3 separate regions of the Homo sapiens genome follow, and all the other regions are linked to region 1. The links are chromatin contacts, found by Hi-C or POLR2A ChIA-PET in ENCODE. All regions are on one chromosome and are shown on one strand. The core of a region is the stretch at or near the end of the contact, and the rest is flanking DNA. Distances in the headings are between cores, read along the strand shown. Region 1 holds the start of IZUMO2 (IZUMO family member 2). Region 2 overlaps MYH14 (myosin heavy chain 14). Region 3 overlaps LOC124904746 (a long non-coding RNA gene).

Region 1 (5,097 bases), core at 1,763-4,262:
GAAATAGGCTAGTCTGAATTGAGATGTGCTGTAGGTATAAAATGTACACTGGATTTTAAAGACATTGTGCAAAAAACCTGTAAAATATATTGATAATTCCTATGTGGATTGCATGCTGAAATGGTGATATTTTATATATTGGGTTAACTAAAATATATTATTAAAATTAATTTCACCTGTTTCTATTTACCTTTTTAAAAATGTGACTACTAGAATTTTTTTTTTTTTTTTCAAACGGAGTTTTGCTCTTGTCGCCCAGGCTGGAGTGCAATGGCGTGATCTTTGCTCACTGCAACCTCTGCCTCCTAGGTTCAAGTGATTCTCCTGCCTCAGCCTGAGTAGCTGGGATTACAGGTGCCCGCCACCACACCTGGCTAATTTTTGTATTTTTAGTAGAGACGGGGTTTTACCATGTTGGCCAGGCTAGTCTTGAATTCCTGACCTCAGGCGATCCACCTGTCTCGGCATCCCAAAGTGCTGGGATTACAGGCATGAGCCACCGTGCCCGGCTGCTACTAGAAAATTTAAAATTGCATATGTGACTCCTATTTGTGGCTGACATTCTATTTCTATTGGATGGTGCTGTTCTATACACAGATGCCCCCCACGTTTATATTACTAGCCCAGAGGGCTCACTGAAGGTGGGATTTATATACCCAACTATCTGGTCAAGATATCCAATTGGATGTCTAAGAGGCATCTCAAACCCACTAAGTCCAAAACTGAACCCTCGTTATTCTCCTCCAGACCTACTCCCAACCTCCCAGTCTACTCCATCTTAGTAAATAGATGTGTCATGATTCTAATTGCTCAATTCAAAATCCTTGGTGCTTTGACGCCTTTTTCTTTTCCTTTTTCTTTTTTTTTTTTTTTGAGACGTAGTTTTGCTCTTGTTGCCCAGGCTGGAGTGCAATGGCGCAATCTCAGCTCACCGCAACCTCCGCCTCCTGGGTTCAAGCAATTCTCCTGCCTCAGCCTCCTGAGTAGCTGGGATTACAGGAGTGCCACCATAGCTGGCTAATTTTGTATTTTTAGTAGAGACAGGGTTTCTCCATGTTGGTCAGGCTGGTCTTGAACTCCCAACCTCAGGTGACCCACCGTCCTCAGCCTCCCAAAGTGCTGGGATTACAGGCGTGAGCCACTGTGCCCGGCTGACGCCTTTCTTTTTTTTATATCCCTGTGCAATTCGTCAGCATGACTGGCAACAAATCCTGTTTGTTCAATATTCAAAATACCCATTCCCTCCCCTTAACTCTAAGATCTCATCTTCCATAGAGACAATGTCGCCGTCTCACTCCACTCTGGCCTTCTTGGATGTTCTGTGACTATGCCAAACATAGTCCCATCTCAGGGATTCCACCAGCTGTTCTTTCTGCCTGCACCCTTCTACCCCTAGACCCCCTCATGGCTGCTTCCCTCTCCCCTTCAGGTCTTTTCTCACATGCTCCTTTTTAAGGGACATCTTTTTTGGATGCCCTACTTTAAGCTGCAATCCCCACCCCTACTCACAGCACTTGCTATTCCGTGGTCCCTGCTTTATTTTTTTCCTCCTTAGCATCTCCCTCCATTTGACATATTTTATCGGGCAATAAAGGATTAACTGAGCAGGCCTGGGTTGTCCCAATCCTGCACATCCCCCGCTCCCCCCCAAAAAAATTTGGCTCTTGCCTGGCTCACAGAAGGTAACCTCTATTTCCTTGGAATATCCTGCCTGTTAAGAGTATCTTGGTTTGGCCAGGCATGGTGGCTTACGCCTATAATCCCAGCACTTTGGGAGGCCTAGGCGGGCAGATCACTTGAGGTCAGAAGTTTGAGAACAGCCTGGCCAACATGGTGAAACCTCGTCTCTACTAAAAATACAAAAATTAGCCGGGCATGGTGGTGGGTGCCTGTAATCCCAGCTACTCGGGAGGCTGAGGCAGGAAAATCGCTTGAACCCGGCAGGCGGAAGCTCCAGTGAGCAGAGATTGTGGCACTGCACTCGAGCCTGGGTGACAGGGCGAGACCGTCTCAAAAAATAAAAATAAATAAATAAATAAAAGAGTATCTTGGTTTATGACCAGGTGCAGTGGCTCACACCTGTAATCCCAGCACTTTGGGAGGCTGAGACACAAGGATTTATTGAGGCCAGAAGTTTGAGACCAGCCTGGGCAATATAATGAGACCCAGTCTCTACAAAAAATTAAAAAGTAGAAAATTAGCCAGGTGTGGTGGCACATGCCTGTGGTCCCAGCTACTTGGGAGGCTGAGGCGGCAGGATCGCTGGAGCCCTGGAGGTCGAGGCTGCAGTGAGCTGTGATGGCGCTACTGCACTCCAGCCGGAGCGACAGTGAGGCTCTGTCTCTTAAAAAAGAAAAAAAAAAGGCTACATTGCATGCGTGTTTGCTCTTATTTTTATATTCAAGGGAGGTGGGGCAGACCGGCGGAAAGAAGAGGGGTGCTGGAGAAGGCGTTCCCTCGTCTCTCCTACCTTTCAGAGAGTTACCCATTAAGTGCTGCGTTTGGTTCTTGACAAAGGACGCCACAAGGTCCAGTTGATTTGTCTCTGGGGGGAGAAGGGAGAGGACACTCCAGTGAGCCCCCCAGAGAGCCAAGTGACCTCACCCCCTCCAGGCCTGGCCCCGACCCCTCTTGGGGGCGTGGTCTCCGGCATCCCTCGCCCAGCCCCGCTGCCCAATTTCTCCCAACACGCACCCACTTTCCCCACAAACACGTTCAGCGCGTAGTCCCGGAAGAAAGGCCCCTCCATGCCCATCAGCACGGCCCCGGCGCGCGCCTGCAGCTGCTCCAACTGGAAGCGACTGGGGATGAGGGCGGAGCGCAGGTGACCCAGGGCCTCCAGCACCAAGGGGTCGCACTGCAGGCAGCCCCAGCCTCCGGGGGCGCCCAAGCCCGAGAGCAGCAGAAGGGTCAAAGCCAGAGGCATGGCGGGGCCTTTGTGACGTCACAGAGAGAACCCGGCCCGCCCCGCCTCCCAGGCGAGGGCGCGGTCAGGAGGCCCAGGGAGCATCACGGTGTTACAGGCACGTGTTCGCTGAGCACCTGCTATGTGCCAGGCATGGTTCTAGAACCTAGAGAGAAAGTCAAGAAAAACAGAAAGCCTCTGCTCAACCCCTCTTGGAACTTACTAATTCCTCTTAAATTTATTCATTCAACACATATTGTTTTATTTTATTTATTTATTTATTTTTTCCCGAGATGGAGTCTCAACTCTGTCACCCAGGCTGGCGTGCAGTGGTGTGATCTCGGTTAACTGCAACCTCCGCCTCCCGGGTTCAAGTGATTCTCCTGCCTCAGCCTCCCAAGTAGCTGGGACTACAGGCGTGCGCCACCACGTCCGGCTAATTTTTTATTTTTAGTAGAGACGGGGTTTCATCATGTTGGCCAGGCTGGTCTCAAACTCCTGACCTCAGGTGATCTGCCCGCCTCGGCCTCCCAAAGTGCTGGGATTATAGGTGTGAGTCACCACGCCCGGCCCACATATTGTTTTTTTTTTTTTTTTTTTTTTTTTTTTTTGAGACAGAGTCTTGCTCTGTCACCCAGGCTGGAGTGCAGTGAGGCGATCCCGGGTCACGGCAAGCTCTACCTCCCAGGTTCAACCTATTTTTGTGCCTCAGCCAACCGAGTAGCTGGGGTTACCATGCCACCACACCCAGATAATTTATATATATATATATATATATATATATATATATATATATATAGAGAGAGAGAGAGAGAGAGAGAGAGAGAGAGAGAGAGAGAGAGAGAGAGATGGAGTCTCACTCTGTGTCACAGGCTGGAGCTCAGTGGTGCGATCTCAGCTCACTGCAATCTTTGCCTCCCAGGTTCAAGAGATTCTCCTACCTCAGCCTCCTGTGTAGCTGGGATTACAGGCACGCACCACCACACCCAGCTGATTTGTGTATTTTTAGTAGAAACGGGTTTTCACCCTGTTGTTCAGGCTGGTCTGGAACTCCTGACCTCAAGTAATTCACCCGCCTCAGCCTCCCAAAGTGCTGGGATTACAGGCCACTGCGTTCAACCTTACATGCAACACATATTTATTTATTGAACACCTACTATGTGCCAGGTGCTGTTCAAGGCCCCCAGAGCTAGAGCTGAGAAAAACAAGAGGTTCTTGTGCTTGCAGTACTTAAATTAATTAACTCAACAAATATTTATTGAGCACCTACTATGTGCCAGGCTCCAGAGATAGACTGACATAAGACGAACACAATCTCTGCTCATAGAGTTCAGGCTAGCAGGGATGGGAGGGAGTGGCAGGAAGAGAAACGTAAAACCTGGTACACAGATGAGTAACTGAAATACTGACAAACTGCATTACCTGCTGGGAAGCAAATACACAGTGTGATACAGTTAAGAGAGTTCCCTGAGGCCAGGAGGTAGGGTCTGGTTCCCTGCTGTTGTCCAGCGCCTAGCGTGTACTAGTTGTTCAACAGATATTTAGCAAATCAATGAATCCACAAGGGAGGGTATACTGAGGGAAGGGCACTTTGTTTTTCCCTGCAATTTTCATCTTGAAAGTTTTAAAATCTGGAGAACAGTTGCAAGGATGACCCAATAAACACTCAGATATGACTTCACATTTTGCATTCGCTGTATCTCTCTATATATGTAGATGAATTTAATATCAATTAAATCATAGAAATTCAACTAAAAGACATTATAATAGTATACACAGAGATATAGCAAATGTCAAAATAATATGATATATTAATATATAGTTAAATATTAATTCAGAGAGATTAAATTAATTAAGACTAAATATTACTACGTTGAGGGAGAGAGGAGGAGAGAGAGGCAGAGTAGGAGAGGGCAGTTGTCTTATTAATAGTTTAGGTTCTACAACAAAACTCCATAGACTGGGTGGCTTATAAACAACAGAATTTATTTCTTCCAGCTCTGGAGGCTGGAAATCCAAGAGCAGAGCACCAGCAAGGTCAGGTTCTGGTGGAGCTCTCTTCTTGTATCCTCACATGGCAAAAAGAGGGTGAGAGGACTCTTTGGGTTCCCTTTTTTATTTTTTAATTTTTGAGATGGGGTCTTGCTCTTGTCACCCAGGCTGGAGTGCAGTGGCACGATCTCAGCTCACTG
Region 2 (5,097 bases), core at 790-3,289, 52 kb after region 1:
TAGAACTTGAAACCAGGTCACTGTGACTGCAGACCCCAGGTCCTAGCCATTGCACTAGGAAGATTATTCAGAAAGTTCAGGAGAAAAAGTGGTAGGGCCTGAGCTAAGGTGGTGGCCAGGGAGCCAGACTTTTGGGGCCTAAGAAATGAATGTGAGAGAGAAGATTCTAGAATTCCAGACAGGAAGCACATTGGGCCTTAATAAAGATCATTAGCACTTAGTGAGTACCTGCTTTCTCTGCTGGGTGCTGTTCTAAATTTCTTTCCAATATGATCTTATTGACCCCCTCCCCATCCACATAAGGTTGTGAGGTAGGGATTATCACCCTCTTTTTCCCACAGCTTGGAGAGGGGAAGCCATTTGCCCAACAGAAGCTGATAGTGGCTAAAATATTGAGCATGCAGTGTTTCAAGGTCCATGTTCTGTTTTTTGTTTGTTTGTTTGTTTTAGACATAGCCTTGCTCTGTCACACAGGCTGGAGTGCAATGGCATGCTTACAGCTCACTGCAGCTCAACCTCCTGGGCTCAAGTGATCCTCCTGCCTCAGCCTCCTAAGTAGCTGGGACTACAGGCACATACCACCAAGCCTGGCTGATTTTTTAATTTGTTGTAGAGACAGTGTTTCACAATGTTACCCAGGCTAGTCTCAAACTCCTGGACTCAAGTGATCCTCTTGCCTGGGCCTCTCAAACTGCTGGATTTACAGGCTTGAGCCACTGCTGTGCCCAGCTGGGGTTCACATTAAACCCTCTGCATGCCACATGAACTTGTGGATGACTCCCAGGCACCTTATGTAGGAAGCACTATTTCTGTCCCCGTTAGCTAAAGACACTGAGACCCTGAAAGGTTGCTTGCTGGAGCCACCTGGCCTGAAAATGTTACAGGTGTGATTCAAACTCTGCCCTATTTAAGACCTGTGCTTAATACATGTTTGTTGACTGACCAACTGATGATGGGGATGGTGGTGTTGTCCAGTGAAAAGTGGGACATCCAGGGCTCCAGAAACCCAGTTTCTGCCACTAATAGGCTGTTTGGCTTTGAGTTGCTAAGAGTCTCAGTCCCTTTCCTGGGACCCTTGGGGCAGGGAGGGAACCCCTTCGTAGAACACCCCGCTCTGAGAAACACGGAAGATGCATTATGTGATTTCACACTCAGAACACTTCTAGGTGATGGGTTAAAAGCCGCATTTTCCAGGGCTGGAAACTGAGGTTTAGAGAGGACACATCCTTCATTCAAATTCACACACAGCTCAAAAATGCTGCATCTGAATTTGAACACTGGATGGCTTCAAAGTCTGAGTGATGAGCCTGAGAGTTTGAGGCTGCAGTGAGCCAGGATCGTGCCACTACACTCCAGCCTGGGCGACAGAGCCAGACTCTGTCCCACCCGCCCCCGTCCAAAAAATTCCGAGTTAGCCTAGGGCTCCCAGGTAGGATGAGTGATGTAAGAGTCTCCAGACCCATATCTGGCGTGTGTTGCATGGGCCCCGCCTCGGCCTGGCTGGTTTTTATCCATGATCTCCCCTAATCCCCACAGCCTTTGTAATGAGGTGGGGAGTGTCGCCCTCGGTTTCCCAAGGAGGAAACTGAGACTATGGGGAAAGTCACCAGGCTGAGGGGAGCGGGGGGGCAGGTCTGTCTTCAGAGCCCCGAGGGCTGGAGCAGCCATTCCTGACCCTTCCAGGAGGGCTTCCCCAGCTGTCTCCCACCCTGTGGGGGTGCACCAGCCTTTGTTCTTCCCCCCAGCCTTGTTGACCAGCTCAGGTTTCCGTTCCCAGGGTGTCGCCCTGGAAACAAGGTGTGGCTGGCAGGAGGGGCCAGGGTGGGAGGGTGGCGTGGGGAGTGGGTTCCTCCGCCAGCCAGGAGTGGGGGCCGGGGCGCCGGCAGCCATGAGATACCCTCCCAGGGAATGTGGTCCGGCCGCCCCACCCTCTGAGAGCTGGGGGGAGCTCCCGGAGCAGCCCTTTCAGGCAGGGAGGGCAGACACCCAGCAAACCGGTTGTTCTGCTCCTGGCTGGCCACCCAGGCCACCCACCCTCCCACCGTTAGAAGGTTGGCACCTGGGACCAGGCAGCCTGTGGTGGCCACACCCTACTGTGCTTGAGAAGCTCAAGCTCCCTGGGAGCTTAAAACAGTTCTGCTGGCCGGGCACAGTGGCTCATGCCTGTAATCCCAGGCATGCCGGGGTGGGAAGATCACTTGAGCCAGGGGTTCAAGACCAGCCTGGGCAACATAGTGAGACCTGATCTCTACAAAAAGTAAAAATTTTAAAAATTGGCCAAGCATGGTGGTGCATACCTGTGGTCCCATCTGCTTGGGAGGCTGAGGTGGGAGGATTGTTTGAGCCCAGGAGGTAGAGGCTGCAGTGAGCTGTGTTCATGCCACTGCACTCCAGCCTGGGTGACAAAGTGAGATCCTGTTTCTAAAAAACAAAAGAAAAAGATAGTCCTGCTGCTAACCAGCTTAGAAACCAGCTAGCTGGGTGACTAGCAGAGTAGGTTACCCTACTTTATCACACACAGCTAGAAAACACATCTGAATTTGAATCCCGGGTGGCTTCAAAGTCAAGCGACAAGCCCAGAGTAGCTAACTAGCTAAGCCACTAAGCAGGTAATTCTCTGGCTAGTTTAGCTAGCTAACTTTAGATAGCTTGGCTAGTTAGCTCTCTGGCTGGTTTAGCTAAGTGGCTAACTAGCTCTCTAGCTATGTTTAACTGCTTCTGTGAGTGTTGAGCCCCTCTTGCCTACATGATACCCTTGTGAGCTGGATTTGTTCTTAAACTGTTACAGAGTCCTGAGGCCGGGTGTGAAGGTTCACATCTCTAATCCCAGCACTTTGGGAGGCCGAGGTGGGCAGATCACTTGAGGTCAGGAGTTCAAGACCAGCCTGGGCAACATAGAGAGACCCTGTGTCTACAAAAAAATACACCAGGTGCGGTGACTCAAGCCTGTAATCCCGGCACTTTGGGAGGCTGTAGTGGGAGAATTAGTTGAGCCCAGGAATTCAAGAGCAGCCTGGGCAACGTAGTGAGACCCCGTCTCTACTAAAAATAAGAAAAATTAGCCTAGTGGATTGACACACACTTGTGATCCCAGCTACTCTCGAGGCTGAGGTGAGAGGATTGCTTTAGTCTAGGAGGTGGAGGCTGCAGTGAGCCATGATTGTACCACTGCACTCCAGCCTGGGTGACAGAGTAAGACCCTGTCTCAAAGAGGGGAAAAAAAAAAAAGACTAGGCATGGTCATGTCAGCAGGACTGTTATGTGTCTATTATCAGTAGAAACCGCAGGTATGTTCCTGTTGCATTTCGGTTATTGCAGATACCACAGGCACCCTTCCAGAGATAGTCCATGCATATTCAAATGAATATATAAAAATATATAAAAAGATTCCTCTTCCATCCTTTCTTTTTTTTTTTTTTTTTTTTTTTTGAGACAGAGTCTCGCTCTGTTGCCCAGGCTGGAGTGCAGTGGCGCAATCTTGGCTTACTGCAACCTCCGCCTGCCAGGTTCAAACAATTCTTCTGCCTCAGCCTCCCAAGTAGCTGGGACTACAGGCATGTGTCACCACACCTGGCTAATTTTTTTTGTACTTTTAGTAGAGATGGGGTTTCACCATGCTGGCCAGGCTGGGCTCGAACTCCTGACCTCGTGATCCACCCGTCTCGGCTTCCCAAAGTGCTGGGATTGCAGGCGTGAGCCACCGTGCCCGGCCCTCCTCTTCCATCCTTTCTAATGCAAATGGTAGCTCCTCACGCAGTCCTCAACTCACCTCCTTTTACTTGATATTGATTTGAAGACAGTCCCATGTCTATACATAAGAGCTTTGTAGGAATGCATCGTATGAAGATGCATTCAGGTCGTTTCTAGTCTTTTGCTGCTACAAAGAGTGCCTCAACCGGTCACCTCGCACATGGTCATTTCCTGTGTGAGTCCAGGCAGCCACAGGCTGTGACCCAAGTCTGGCTGGCTGCAAAGGCCTTGTTCTCTCTCAGGACAAATCCTCACCCAGACAGTGCCTTTGTGCAATTTGGAAAGATTCTTTGCTACCATCAGCCTGAAAATGCTCATAACAAACATTCAAATCTACATTGTTATGGTGTAGACATACCATGTGCAGATAGATGCCCTTGTGCAGTGCACGGCCTGCTCAGCAGCCCCATGACGCCTTTCAGGCCGTGGGCAGCCATCTGAGACCCTCTCCCCTCTCACCCACTGCAGACGTACTCCGGCCTTTTCTGTGTGGTCATCAACCCGTACAAGCAGCTTCCCATCTACACAGAAGCCATTGTGGAGATGTACCGGGGCAAGAAGCGCCACGAGGTGCCACCCCACGTGTACGCAGTGACCGAGGGGGCCTATCGGAGCATGCTGCAGGGTGAGTGCTGGGTGGGGCTGTAGGCCAGCGAGGCGGCTCTTCAACGGGGGCCTGACCTGGGGCTGCCGGAAGCCAGAGTCCAGGTCAAATGACAGCTTGTAGACTTGACTCTGTAGGGCTTCTTAGGGGGCTGGAGGGAGCACAAGTAGAGGCCTGAGTGGGTGAGGTGCTAGGTCCTAGAGTCTTTTTACCTGTCTCCATGTTCATTGTCTCTTTTATTATTGTTATTATTATTATTAGTTTGAGACGGAGTCTTGCTCCGTCACCCAGGCTGGAGTGCAGTGGCATGATCTTGGCTCACTGCAACCTCTGCCTCCTGGGCTCAAGCGATTCTCGTGCCTCAGCCTCCCAAGTGGCTGGGACTACAGGCGTGCACCACTGCGCCTGGCTAAGAGATGGGGTTTCACCATGTTGGCCAGGCTGGTCTCAAACTCCTGACCTCAAGTGATCTGCCCACCTCGGCCTTCCAAAGTTCTGGGATTACAGGCATAAGCCACCATGCCTGGCCTCTTTTTAAATTTTTAAATAAATTAATTTATTTTTGGCCAGGCGCGGTGGCTCACGCCTGTAATCCCAGCACTTTGGGAGGCTGAGGCAGGCGGATCACGAGGTCAGGAGATCGAGACCATTCTGGCTAACACGGTGAAACCCCGTCTCTACTAAAAATACAAAAAGAATTAGCCGGGCCTGGTGGCGGGCACCTGTAGTCCCAGCTACTCGGG
Region 3 (5,097 bases), core at 1,713-4,212, 36 kb after region 1:
AGACAATGATGCTGTCAGAGATATCTGCCTCCCCAGCCCTCAGGCTCAGAGACCCACTTCATCCCTCACCCACATGCACAGCACACATCCCTGCAAGCCCTTATCATCCTATGTGCCCTGTGCTGGGTCAGGCTGGACACAGACGTGACTCAGATGCAGGTTGAGCCCTGGAAGGGCTGCTAGTGTGGAAAGGTACCAGGAGACAGAGCATCCCAACCCAGTGTGAAGAGTGTGTGGAAGCCGTGGCAGGGCATGGGATGGGAGGAGGGTGAGATGAGATGAGGGAACCCTTAACACGCTTTGAACCTTGGGAAGTTCACCTGGAGTTTCCTGGCATGGGGAGATGGAAAGAGGGAGTAACAGGCAGAAAGCACAGCATATGTGAAGCCACAAAAGCATGAAACACTATTTATTCCTTCATCCATCCATCCATTTATCCATTATCCATCATCCATCCATCCATCCATCCATCCATCCATCCATCCATCCATCCATTTATCCATCCATCTATCCATTTATCCATCCATCTGTCCATTTATCCATTCAACCGTCCATTTATCCATCCATCCACCCATCCATTTATCCACCCATCTATCCATCCATCCATTTATCCATCCATCCATCCATCCATCCATCCATCCATCCATCCATCCATCCACCCATCCATTTATCCATCCATCCATCTGCCCATCTGTCTGTCCCTCTGTCCATCTGTATGTTTATCTGTTCATGTACTTATGCATTAATCGATTCTTCCATCCATCTTATTTATTTATTCATTGTGTATATCATTCATTCATTCATTCATGTATCCATCTATTCAAATGATCATCTGCCCCCTCATTCATCCATTTATTTATCCACTCATTGGTCACACATGCATCCGTTCATATAGTTATCAGCATCAGCTGTCATATGATCCTTCCCCAGCAACACCTCCTCAGAGAGCCTTTCCGAACCCTTTCTAAAATAATACCCAGCCACCTTGCCTCTATTACCCTCCTTTTTATTTTCATCACAGCCCTGAACGAGACTTGCCATTTTGCCCTGTAATTGTATGTTTACTTGTTCGGTGTCTGTGGCTACCATGAGAACATGATCATTTATTCAATGAGTGTTTCTCTCTTTTTAAAATTTAACTTTTAGGGGTACCTGTGCAGGTTTGTTATTAGGTAAATTGTGTGTCACAGGGGTTTGGTGTATGGATTATTTCATCACCCCAGTAATAAGCATGGTAGCCCAGACAAATATTTCTTGAGCATCACTGTGTGCCAGGCTCTGTTGTAGACACTGGGGATAACAGAGACAAAATCCCCTTCTGCATGAAGCTGACATTCTAGTGGTGATGTCAGACAATAAACATAAACATAAATAAACATAAAGGTAGTAAATAAATTATAAGGCATGTTGGAAGGAGGGTGCTGCGGCAAAAGAAAGCATAGAGCCAAATGAGGGTGTCAGGGGTCCAGGGGGATGGGTGCTCAAGGAAGACCTCACCAAGGAGGTGATAGCTGAACAAACGCTGTGGGGGAGAGAAGGAGCCCAAGCGGTTATCCAGGGGAAGAGCATTGCAGTTAGAGAATGGCACATGCAAAGGCCCTGAGGCAGGACTGAGCCTGGTGTGTTTTGGGGACATTAAGAAAGCCATTGTGGCTGGAATGGAATGAGGAAGGAGGAGAGAGCAAGAGGTGGGGGCAGAGAGGGCAGAGAGGGGACAGAGGGGACCAGATGGAGCAGGGCCATGTGGGGGAAGACTCTGTTTTCACTCTGAGTATGACCAGAGCCAGAGGAGGATTCTGAGCCAGGAAGAAACAGGATCCAACTGCCTGCAGGATGTGGTTCCCTCTGCCTGCCATATAGGGAGTAGATTAATACCTGAGTTTTGTGAGAGCCAGGATCATGTCTTTGCACCTGTCGCCTCCTCTGTGTCTGGGTGAAGTCTGGGTGGGGCACAGTGGCTCACATCTGTAATCCCAACGGTTTTGGAGGCCAAAGTGGGAGGGTCGCTTAGGCCCAGAAGTTCCAGACCAGCCTGGACAACACAGCGAGACCCTGTCTCTACAAAATCTTAAAAAAAAAAATTAGCCAGGGCCAGGCACGGTGACTCACGCCTGTAATCCCAGCACTTTGGGAGGCCGGGTTGGGTGGATCACGGGGTCAGGAGTTCAAGACCAGCCTGGCCAACATGGTGAAACCCCTTCTCTACTAAAAATACAAAAAAAAAAAAAAAAAGCTGGGCGTGGTGGAGCGCATCTGTAATCCCAGCTACTCGGAGGGCTGAGGCAGGAGAATCGCTTGTACCGGGAGGCAGAGGTTGCAGTGAGCCAAGATCACACCACTGCACTCCAGCCTGGGGGACAGAGCAACACTCTGTCTCAAAAAAAAAAAAAAAAAAAAATTAGCTGGGCATGGTGGCAAGTGCCTGTAGTCCCAGCTACTCAGGAGGCTTAGTTGGAAGGATCGCTCGAGCCCAGGAGGTTGAGGCCGCAGTGAGCCATGATTGTGCCACTGCACTCTGGCCTGGGTGACAGAGTGAGACCCCATCTCAAAACAAACAAACAAAAACAACAACAACAACAAAAACAAACGAAATAACAATAAACAGGAGTCTGCAAACTACAGACTATAGCCCACTGGCCAAATTCCTCCTGTCTGCATAAATAAAGTTTTATTGGAACACTACCTCACCTATTCATTTGCATATTGTCTCTGGCTGCTTTTATACTGCAAGGACAGTGTGGCACAATTGGAGCCAAGGCTTCTGTCCCGCAAAGCTGAAACTATCTACTGTCTGGCCTTTTACATGAAGAAGTTTGCTGACCCCTGGTCTAGAACAATTCTTGGCACACAGTAGGCACTCAAAAAATAATTGTTGCAGAACTGAACCTGTCACTCATCTGTGACCCACACGGGGTTGCTAGCTTGCTCTTGTCTCAGAGCCAGTTCCAGCTCCGAGTCACATGCAGGAAAACAACAGCCCAGCGACCAAAAATAAAATACTGGAACCATTCCAGTCTTTGCTGCAGAGAAAATGCCCAGGCAGGATTGCAGTCAGGACCCATGGCAAAACTTAGCACCCTCTTCCTCCTTTTGCTCTAGTAAGACTCAGGCCCCTTTCCCTCCATCAGGCATGGAAACTGCTCCCTAATTTTTTTTGCTCAAAATTTCCCCCCAAACTCTCTTCCACAAAGCTGCCCTGTCCTTGGTTCTCCCGTCTCTTCCCCTTTCAGCTCCAACTTTTTATCTTCTTTTTCTTTTTTTCTCACCCTGTCTTTTGGTGCTGACAGCTTTTTGTTTTCATCAGCTTAGTTCCTTGCTGGCTTTCCCCACACCTGTGCTGCTCCTTACTCAGATTCTGCATAACGAGGTCACGTCTGGGGGCTGTGCCAGCTGGTGGGAATCCAGCTTCCCTGGAGGCTCAGAATGCCCCCATATTCCCCTTTCCTTTTCCCCGGCACACACCCGTCGTGGTATTCCATCCCCCTTCACTGTCTGGGTTCCCTCTCTGCTGCAGCTGATACCCACAGGACCCACAGAGGGGTCAGCCCTGGACAGCCAAGGACTCACAATTTAATGTGAATGATCCCAGTGCCTGGAGTTCAGAGAGGGATGGCTGACGGGGTGGCCTTGATCCCTGAGATAATGAGTTTGGGGCTTTATCCTGAGGACCTTCTCTGGCAGGCCTGGATGGAGGACAGATGGAGAACTTAGAGGCAGTGGAGTGCCTCCTTTGGACTTGATTTTCTGGGTCTCAGCCTCCCTCTGCTGGCTTTGTGCAGCCCAAGCTCTACAGCCAGACTACATTGATTCGAATTCAGGCTCTGCCACCTTTAAACTGTGCAGACTACATTGATTTGAATGCAGGCTCTGCCACCTTTAAACTGTGCAACCTTGGTCAGCTGTGCCTCAGTGTCCTCATCTGTAAAATGGGTTTGACATTAGAACTTACCACTTAGCGTTATCAGGAGGATTATAGGATTTAGCACACAGAAGGGGCTTAGAACTGTGCCTGGAACACAGTAAGCACTCAATAAATACCAGCAACTTTCAAAATGCTGATACAGCCGTCCACCACATAGAATGCCCTCCGCAAAAGAAAGCTCATTACTATCACTCAGTGATGTCATCAATTACCTCATAGACTGAGCAGAATTGATGACATCTCCAATTATGAGGTCAATTTAGAACCTGGTGGGCATGATGATATCACAAGTTGCCAGGTAAATCTACCTGGGTAATCCCAGGCTAAATCTAGCCCTGGGTAGTGTTGATGACATCACCAGTTACCAGGCAGATTATAGTTAAAATGTGGGTGCCCAGTGCCTTCTTTCCTGTTTGAAATTCTGTTGTGTCCCAGTCCATACTCTTTCCTAGCACCGTTGGGAACAGGACTTTCATGTCTCTGGACCTCAATTTTTCTTTCTTTCTCTTTCTTTCTTTCTTTCTTCTCTCTCTTTTTTTTTTTTTTTTTTTTGAGTTTTTTGTGATAGAGTCTCAGTCTGTCACCCAGGCTGGAGTGCAATGGCACAATCTTGGCTCACTGCAAACTCCACCTCCCGAGCTCAAGCAATTCTCCTGCCTCAGCCTCCCAAGTAGCTGGGACTACAGGCGCCCACTGTCATGCCTGGCTTATTTTTGTATTTTTAGTAGAGATAGGGTTTCACCATGTTGGGTAGGCTGGTCTCAAACTCCTGGCCTCAGGTGATCCTCCCACCTCAGCCCCAAAAATTGCTGGGATTACAGGGGTGAGCCACTGTGCCTGGCGTGGACCTCAGTTTTCTATCCATCAAATGGGGATAATAAAAGCACCAGCCTCGTAGGGTTGTGGAGAGAATCCAATGAGTTAATACATAAAAGGGCAAAATGTCCAGCACACAGTCAGCACTCCATACACAGCAGCACTCATTATCTTTACTGTAGGATGTTTCCATGGAGCACGCTCCAGCCAGAGTGACAGGAGCCCTCAGCTCTGTCTTGGTTAAGACAGATGCCTGCAGGGGCCTGTTTCCTAGGAGTTGGAGCCCAGATCCGCCATTAGCAGTAGTCAGGAGACCCTGGACATGTTGCTAGCCTATAAAGTGGGGTAATGACCATGCC

What was found. Hi-C counts contacts between places; a loop is a spot of excess contacts on that map. ChIA-PET counts read pairs that join two places held with the same protein, here RNA polymerase II (POLR2A). Pooled maps may share reads with other maps.
Region 2: a map of PC-9 shows a loop between it and region 1 (5-fold over the local background). The contact joins the enhancer-like site here to the promoter of IZUMO2 in region 1. A Hi-C loop is called at or near these places in 3 of 168 maps with a recorded cell type or tissue (Calu3, PC-9 and breast epithelium) and 3 of 50 pooled maps. POLR2A ChIA-PET finds 5 or more read pairs at or near these places in 3 of 52 experiments (Caco-2, HEK293 and PC-9).
Region 3: a pooled map shows a loop between it and region 1 (2.9-fold over the local background). The contact joins the enhancer-like site here to the promoter of IZUMO2 in region 1. A Hi-C loop is called at or near these places in 1 of 168 maps with a recorded cell type or tissue (PC-9) and 3 of 50 pooled maps. POLR2A ChIA-PET finds 5 or more read pairs at or near these places in 6 of 52 experiments (Caco-2, HEK293, PC-9 and 2 more).

What each region holds. Positions count from the first base shown.
Region 1 is chr19:50,160,269-50,165,365 of GRCh38, forward strand. IZUMO2 (IZUMO family member 2) reads right to left here and starts at 3,013. Exons shown (of 7, transcript NM_152358.3): 1 at 2,695-3,013; 2 at 2,471-2,545. The coding sequence starts at 2,926.
Region 2 is chr19:50,213,397-50,218,493 of GRCh38, forward strand. It overlaps MYH14 (myosin heavy chain 14), which reads left to right. Exons shown (of 43, transcript NM_001145809.2): 3 at 4,219-4,375. Among named protein-coding and RNA genes, the nearest start is that of MYH14, 12 kb to the left of the region's middle. RefSeq lists an enhancer at 1,845-2,420. Within about 2 kb of position 2,040, at least 15 of the 41 ENCODE cell types and tissues checked have a DNase peak (open chromatin) inside an H3K27ac peak, as active enhancers do; they include PC-9 and breast epithelium, where a contact is called at or near this core.
Region 3 is chr19:50,195,950-50,201,046 of GRCh38, forward strand. The region is part of intron 1 of LOC124904746 (a long non-coding RNA gene); the gene reads right to left. Among named protein-coding and RNA genes, the nearest start is that of MYH14, 5.1 kb to the right of the region's middle. Within about 2 kb of position 2,963, at least 9 of the 41 ENCODE cell types and tissues checked have a DNase peak (open chromatin) inside an H3K27ac peak, as active enhancers do.